2 separate regions of the Homo sapiens genome follow, and region 1 is linked to region 2. Evidence: read pairs that join two places in POLR2A ChIA-PET (ENCODE). Cell type or tissue: B cell. All regions are shown on one strand.

Region 1 (4,000 bases), 84 kb before region 2:
AATATTTTCTTAGTATAAGTAATGCTGCGTGAAATATCCTTATACATATGCAATCCATATTCTTTTCTTAGGATATATTTCTAGAACAGGAACTGCTGAGTTAAAGGGTATTCACATTTTAAAAAGCTTTTGACATACATTACAAAATTATCTTCCTCCTATGTTGTACGATTTATATTCTTTCTGGTAGAGTATGAAGGTGCCATTTTCCAAACCTCCTGCCAACACTGAGAATTTTCGTTTTTTCATCTTTGTCAAGTTTATAGATAATAAATTGTATCTTATCGTTGTTTAATGTATACTCCTTTTTTAGGGAAGCTGACTTTTTCATGTGTAGATTGGTCATTTATGTTTCTTCCCTTGTGAACTATTTATTAATATCCAGTTGTTAATTGTAAATGCTATTTATATGTTAAGACCATTAACCCTTTACCATACGTATTTCACTTTTGAATCTCATTTTATTATTTGTAGGTTAATTTTGATTACCGTTGGATTATATTTTACATATATGTTTTATATTTTATGGTTTAAATCGTGAACTTTTATCTTTATAGCTCCTTCTGTTGTGACTGTGATTGAAACGTTTTCAGGACAAAAGTATTTAATCATGATTAAAACAATTTTAAGATTATAAAACCAATCATGTGATTCTCTTCAAGTTTGTATGTGATTTTTTTTTTTTTTTTGACATGGAGTCTCATTCTGTTACCCAGGCTGAGTGCAGTGGCGCGATCTTGACTCACTGCAACCTCCACCTCCTGGGCTCAAGTGATTCTCCTGCCTCAGCCTCCCTAGTAGCTGAGACTACAGATATGGGCCACCATGCCCAGCTAATTTTTTATATTTTTGGTAGAGAAGGGGTTTCACCATGTTGCCCAGGCTGGTCTCAAACTCCTGACCTTAGATGATCTGCCCACCTCGGCCTCCCAAAGTGCTGGGTTTACAGGCATGAGCCACCGTGCTGCTGTACAGCGTTTTTATGTTTAACTCTTTAGTCTAACATGCTTTTACTTTGTGTATGGCATGAAGTAATGATTGCATCTTAATTTTTCCGAATAGTTAATGATTTAACCTGTTTTTGAATAGTTTATTCTTTTCCCACTGGGTTTAAAAACCATATTGAACAAATACAATAAACATTTTACTGTAGTTCTTCTATGTGTATTTCTGGGCTTTTGGCTCTGTTCCATTGCTCTAGTTCTTTTGGCACTAGTACCAAACTTTAAATTCACGTTATTTTTAGCCTATTTAGTACCTAATATCTCCCTTGTGGTTCTTTTCTAAAATTTTCTTTACCATTCTCAGTTTTTTATTCTTTAAAATAAACTTGAGGATTTTTGACCTGTTTGAAAAATTTATTTGGGATTTTAAGCAAAATTTGATTATATTTATAAATTAATTTGAGGGAGAATTAATATATTTACAATGTTAAGTTTTCCAGTACAGAAAAACTTTCCAATACAGAAATGTATCAAACTGTTTTTAATTTTCTCAGTAAAGTTACATTTTTAAATAGGTTATTCACTTTTTTTATTCCTAGAAATGTTATTGTTGTTGTTGCTATTATAAATAATACTATAACTAAGAATTTTTTTTTTTTTTTTTGAGATGGAGTCTCACTCTGTTGCCCAGGCTGGAGTGCAGTGGCGCGATCTCAGCTCACTGCAAGCTCCGCCTGACGGGTTCACGCCATTTTCCTGCCTCAGCCTCCCGAGTAGCTGGGACTACAGGCGCCCGCCACCATGCCCGGCTAATTTTTTGTATTTTTAGTAGAGACAGGGTTTCACCGTGTTAGCCAGGATAGTCTCGATCTCCTGACCTTGTGATCCACCCTCCTCGGCCTCCCAAAGTGCTGGGATTATGGGTGTGAGCCACCACGCCCGGCCAAGAATTATTTTCTATTATGTTTTCTAAGTTTTTGTGGGTTATATGGAAAATTTCATATATTTCTGTATAATTGTTCCGTGGCCAGAACAATTAATTTTGTATACTTATTTTGTATATTTATTTGTAACTGTTCACCTCACTTTTTAATTATTTAGAAGCAAATTTTAGTTTGTTCTATTGAGAAAATGAATATTACTCAATCTGCAGGTTGAATACTTTTGTCTCCATTTTTCTCATAAAATTCTTCTTTAGTTTCTTTTTCTTGCCTGGTTGCAGTGGCTCAAATGTCTAGAACAGTGTTAAATGGATGGTAGTGATAATGAGCATGCTTTTCTTGTTTCTGATTTTAACATTAATACTTCCAGTATTTTACCATTAAGTATGATGCCTATGTTTGATTTGAGATTTGAATTAACATGAGTATCATGTTAAGAATCAGTCTTTTAATTTTGTTTTATTAATTAAAAAATTGATATTGAATTTTATCAAATGATTTTTCAAGATTATTGTGGCAATCCAAAAGTTTTTCTCTGTTGCCCAGTCTGGAGTGCAGTGGTGTGATCATACCTTACTGCAGCTTTGATCCCCTAGGCTCAAGTGATCCTCCTGCCTCATCCTCCCAGGTTGGTAGGACTATAGGCATCTGCCATCACACTGGGCTATTTTTTTTTTTTTTTTTTTTTGTAGAGATGGAGTCTCGCTATGTTGCCCCTGCTGATCTCAAACTCCTGGCTTCAGGTGATCCTGCCACCTTGGCCTCCCAAAGCACTGGGGTTACAGGGGTGAGCCACTATTCCCAGCCTTATTTTTTACATCTTTAGGGCAACCTATGTTTACGTATGAAGTTAGTCTGTGGTTTTCTTTATTATGCTTTATCAGTTTTTTTTTTTAAGACAGGGTATTATGTTAGCTTTCTGTTACTTTTGTCCACTTGAACACTTCATATACCATGGGAGTTAATTCTGCTTGAAGCTCAGTTAGAACTTGATTGTGTAAGTAATCTGAACTAAGAGCTTTTTTTGGAAATAATTCCTTATTAACTTTTACATTTTTCCATGGTTACTGATCTGTTGTTTTTTGACTTCTTCCTGGGTCAGTTTGCTTCTAATTATTATTTTGGCTATGTCTCCCAATATTTGATATGTGGTATTCTCATCACTGAAACCTTCTAAGCATTCATTCTGTAATTGTGTTTTTAATTTATTCTCCAATCAATGATTTTTTTTTTTAAGAACTCTAAAGTTTCCCCAAGAGCGTGGGGTCTTTTTGACTTACACTTTTGTAATTAATGTATAGTTTTATTACAGTGTGATCACAGAATATGGCCAATTTCTTTTGGAAAGAAATTACTTACAATTTTTTTTTGGTAGCCTAATATAAAATCAAGTTTTGCAAACTTTTCTTATATTTTTTTCTTAATGGGCTAGACAGAAGATCCTTCTCTTTAATTATTCATTTATTCATCGAGGATTGTTTCCACCATGTGTCTCATACATGCCAGGCATTGTATTAGGCATTGCAGGATATAAAATAAGTCATAAGCTTTGTCTTAGATTGGTAAAGTTTGGATGGAACACAGACACATGTAGACCTAATTATAATACAGAAAGAAATGCAACCGCAGCGAAATGTACAAAAGCAGCAGGCAGCTAGAGTGGGAGTGAAGCCCTGAAGGTTCTGGGAATACAAAGTTGCCTACGATGGCCCGGAGGGGCTTTCAGTCCTAGCGTGTAAAACATACATTGAGATCAGAGACAGGCTTTTTGGAGGCAAGGTGATTAATTAGGAAATCACCGCAGACCTTCAGTAATAAATCAGAACATATGAGGGGCGGTAAGAGTGCAAGATGAGAAGAGAGGATTTTCACACCTAAGGGGCAGATAGCGGAAGAGAAGCCCAGACCTGAGGATGAAGGAGGTAGTAGTAAAATTTTATAGACGCCATGGGAGAGCTTTTCAAGGGGTGGTTGGTCAGTTGGGACAAATAGAGCCAAAAGGTCAAGTAAGATGGCTCACGCCTGTAATCCCAGCACTTTGGGAGGCTGAGGCGGGCAGATCACGAGGTCAGGTGTTCGGGACCATCCTGGCCAACATGGTGAAACCCCGTCTCT
Region 2 (4,000 bases):
TAAAATAAATTCCATTTTAAGTTTAAGGAAGACAAACAGACTTGCTCTGCAGAAGATTTACTTTAGAATTAGAATTCCAGAACTGAAAGAGTGTTAGTAATTCCCTTATTTTGTAGATGAAGAAACTGAGGTCTGGAGAAGTTAAGTGACTTCCCCCAAGGTCACACAGATCATTAGCAGCAAAACCATGAGTCACACCCAGGTCTCCTGACTCTCAGTCCAGTGTGCCTTACACCACAATTACTCCAAATATGACAGCAGCCGGTGGTCTCAAATCAAAGGACTGTGGGAAATACTCCTGCATACCCATCCACATGAGTTCATCCTCTACTGTTCTTGGCAGGCACACTGACCCAGTGCCTCTTCCTAGCTACTGTTTGTTCCTGGCTATTAAGTAAGCATTAGCAAACCTACCTCCCCACCCCCACCCCCAGCACCCTTGCTTGACTGTATCTTTTTCAGCAGTTCCTGCAGCAATGCTAATAATGTAACATATCTGGATATTAGGATGTCTCTTCTTAAATCTTATCCTTTCTTGTCCCACCTCAGTGCCTTTGCTCACACAACAGTATGCAGGGGCAATGGCTTCCTGTCTTTCCCTCAAGTGACACATTCTTCTTTCCCTCACTAGCTATGAGACCTTGCCAAGGGACTTTACCTCTCTGTAGGTCAGTCTCCTCATCTGTAAAAATGAGAAAAATATTATTACCTACACCATAAGGACATCATGAGCAATTAAATAAGCTAATATGTATAAAGAGCCTAACTGTGCCTTTCACATAGCAAGAGTTCAAGAAATGTTAACTATCATCATTATTATTGCTATTATCATTACCAAGGGCTCCAGAGAAAGAATTTCCAGGTTGTGGGAGATTGCAAATTATCTAACTTCCTGGATCATCACATTCACCTTTTACAAAAGAGAAGCAAACTAGATTATCATAAAGATCAAGCTGTGATGATCCTGGCCACCACTGCCCTTTTCTGGATCATGCCCCTCTCTCTTCCAGCCATCCTTGCTTCTACTTAGTTGTCAGATAATCCTTCCTGTCCCTAAGACAAAATACTGCTCTGTCCTAGGAGACATTTGCATTTTATTTATTTATTATTATTATTTTTTCTTTGAGATAGAATCTCTCTCTGTCGCCTGCAGTGGCGCGATCTTGGCTCACTGCAACCTCTACCTCCTGGGTTCAAGTGATTCTCCTGCCTCAGTCTCCTGAATAGCTGGGACTATAGGCACACACCACCATGCCCAGCTAATTTTTGTATTTTTAGTAGTGACGGGGTTTCACCATGTTGGCCAGGATGGTCTTGATCTCTTGAGCTCATGATCCGCCCGCCTCGGCCTCCGAAAGTGCTGGGATTACAGGCGTGAGCCACCGCGCCCGGCTGACATTTGCATTTTAATATGTATTCTGAAGGACCAAATAGCTGTTAAGGCTCAAAGGAATCCTTGAGTTTTCTACTTGTGGAAGTTCCTTGTCAAAAAGAAGTAAGGAGCAGTCTTTGTATACTCTTGAGTCACTTCACATTGGCTGTGACTTACTCTTCTGGAAGAGCGGGCCATGCTGCCCACATGTGGGGGCATTGTTCACTTATAATACATTGTGAACATTGTGAACGGCACCCCCATCAGTCCCAGTGGGCCCTGCTTTTTCAACATTATTTTATTAAGTAGATAATAGCCACCTAACCCAAACACAAAGAGGTTAGCAATAGTTCTTCTCCAACTTGAGCTAAGCCCATTTAATTACCCATACTGTATGCCTCTGGTGAATCTGTCACCCCATGCAAGAGGTGTGGGGAGGCACAGAAGGGCATGGCAAGGCCCTCTTCTTTTTTTTTGAGATGGACTCTTGCTCTGTTGCCCAGGCTGGAGTGCAGTGGTGCGGTCTCAGCTCACTGCAAGCTCCGCCTCCTGAGTTCATGCCATTCTCCTGCCTCAGCCTCCCAAGTAGCTGGGACCACAGGCGCCCACCATCATGACCAGCTAATTTTTTTGTATTTTTAGTAGAGACGGGGTTTCACCATATTAGCCAGGATGGTCTCGATCTCCTGACCTCGTGATCTGCTCTTCTCGGCCTCCAAAAGTGCTGGGATTACAGGTGTGAGCCACCGCGCCTGGCCAGGCCCTCTTCTTTATGGTGTTTAGAAGGAGTCTGTCTGGAGAGCGAAGACACCACCACCAGGATGTCCCTGAACCCCCTGGGCAAACGCTCCCTCGTGGAACTGCAGGCCCTCACATCTCCCCTCAGGGATTTGTCACTTCCTACTTGTTAACCACGAGGATGTCACAGACTCCTTGCTTGGCAGAATCTGAGCTTTTTCGACATCTCCTACAACCCTGGCACAGGCCAAACATAGAGCAAATGTGGAGAATGAAGACATGAATAACTAAGATCATTTCCTCTTCTGTATTTTTCCACGGGACAAATACTACTCAGAAAATAGCCTAGCAAAATCCAAATGCTTTCACATGAGGTGCGCTTCTTCCATTGCTTCATTTCCTGTAGTGGGCGCTAAGAGCAGCTAGTGTCATTAAAAAGAGAGAGCCAGGGGCTCCCAAAGACCAAGTGGCCATCTCCTCTGTACATTTTGCTGAGAGCGCATCAGGCCAAAGTCTGGTGCATCAAACTTTAGTAGTTTCCCATCCCGGCTCCCAGTTGGCTCTGAGAAAGAAAAGGGAAAGGAAACTCATGTTATCACCACAGCTGGAAGGGGCCGGGAGAGGGTTCTTCTATCTGGCAGGAAGGGTGTTAAAAGTGGCTACATCCTGTTTGTGCCTGGCCAGTCCTGAAGCTTCCCAGGACTTCCTTTTCAGTGGCCTTGTTTTCCTTCCAGATCTATCCTCAGATTCCCTGACATTCCTTTGTCTTTTGTTACAGCTCTGGGGCATAATCAAGCAAGGATACAAATGCAAAGGTAAATCAATGTTATTTTGTTACAATTTTTAAAATGTGACATTTTGGGTAAGAATCAAATTTGTCTGGTTAAACTACAAAAGCTCTTGCCATTATTCGGAATTTCAGTCTTTTGGGTCAACGGCAACTGAGAATGATTGCCTCTGAGGAGGAGTTTCTGGAGTTTTGGAGAGCTAAAATTGGAATTTTATAGCTTGTTACAAACCACTCTTATCAACACACATAAATCTAGTTCTTTGGAATCAGCAGCATCCAGTTAAGGTGGGAATTCTGAGTGGGACAAGCCTAGCTAAAATACTGAATATAAGAACTTCTTCCTTCAAAGAAAAACACCTACACACTATTTCTCTAATGCACAGGCACTTCTTCCCACTCACACTTAGCTATTCCTTTCTCTACTAAATCACATAGATGGTGACAAAAAACGAGGAGAAAACTTAAAACGTAATTTTGTCCTTTTCAATGAATGCTTTCCTCTATCTTTCCCATTTAATTAAGTTTATAAACAATTGAATCAAATATATTTGACAAATGCAATATGCATGTATACTAAGCATTTAGGAATGTGTTGCTACTTGTACATATATGATCAAGTATACATTACTGTTGTTTAAGAAGTTGCTGGACACTTTATGTGGACAGTTTATATGGTTCTTCTAATAATCTTTTTTTTTTTTTTTTTTTTTTTTTTTGAGACGGAGTCTCGCTCTGTCGCCCAGGCCGGACTGCGGACTGCAGTGGCGCAATCTCGGCTCACTGCAAGCTCCGCTTCCCGGGTTCACGCCATTCTCCTGCCTCAGCCTCCCGAGTAGCTGGGACTACAGGCGCCCGCCACCGCGCCCGGCTAATTTTTTGTATTTTTAGTAGAGACGGGGTTTCACCTTGTTAGCCAGGATGGTCTCGATCTCCTGACCTCATGATCCACCCGCCTCGGCCTCCCAAAGTGCTGGGATTACAGGCGTGAGCCACCGCGCCCGGCCTCTTCTAATAATCTTATAAAGCTTTTGAAAAAATATAATAAAACTACAAAAAGAAACATCTTAATCACAGAATACCTTCAGATGAATGTTGTTCCC

What was found. Peaks named below come from ENCODE experiments on the same cell type or tissue, not always from the same donor. Only the 100,000 strongest peaks of a DNase experiment are listed, where the experiment ranks them.
Region 1: POLR2A ChIA-PET joins it to region 2 with 8 read pairs; 4 of 35 experiments call an interaction of 5 or more read pairs at or near these places.

The regions. Positions count from the first base shown.
Region 1 is chr2:33,468,790-33,472,789 of GRCh38, forward strand. It overlaps a transcript of RASGRP3 not described here. Among named protein-coding and RNA genes, the nearest start is that of RASGRP3, 5.9 kb to the right of the region's middle. In B cell, no CTCF peak of the experiment used is centred here; no DNase peak of the experiment used is centred here.
Region 2 is chr2:33,552,643-33,556,642 of GRCh38, forward strand. It overlaps RASGRP3 (RAS guanyl releasing protein 3), which reads left to right. Exons shown (of 18, transcript NM_001139488.2): 15 at 2,889-2,925. It overlaps RASGRP3-AS1 (RASGRP3 antisense RNA 1), which reads right to left. Exons shown (of 4, transcript NR_146505.1): 4 at 2,403-2,672. Among named protein-coding and RNA genes, the nearest start is that of RASGRP3-AS1, 15 kb to the right of the region's middle. In B cell, no CTCF peak of the experiment used is centred here; no DNase peak of the experiment used is centred here; H3K27ac peaks cover 2,546 bases.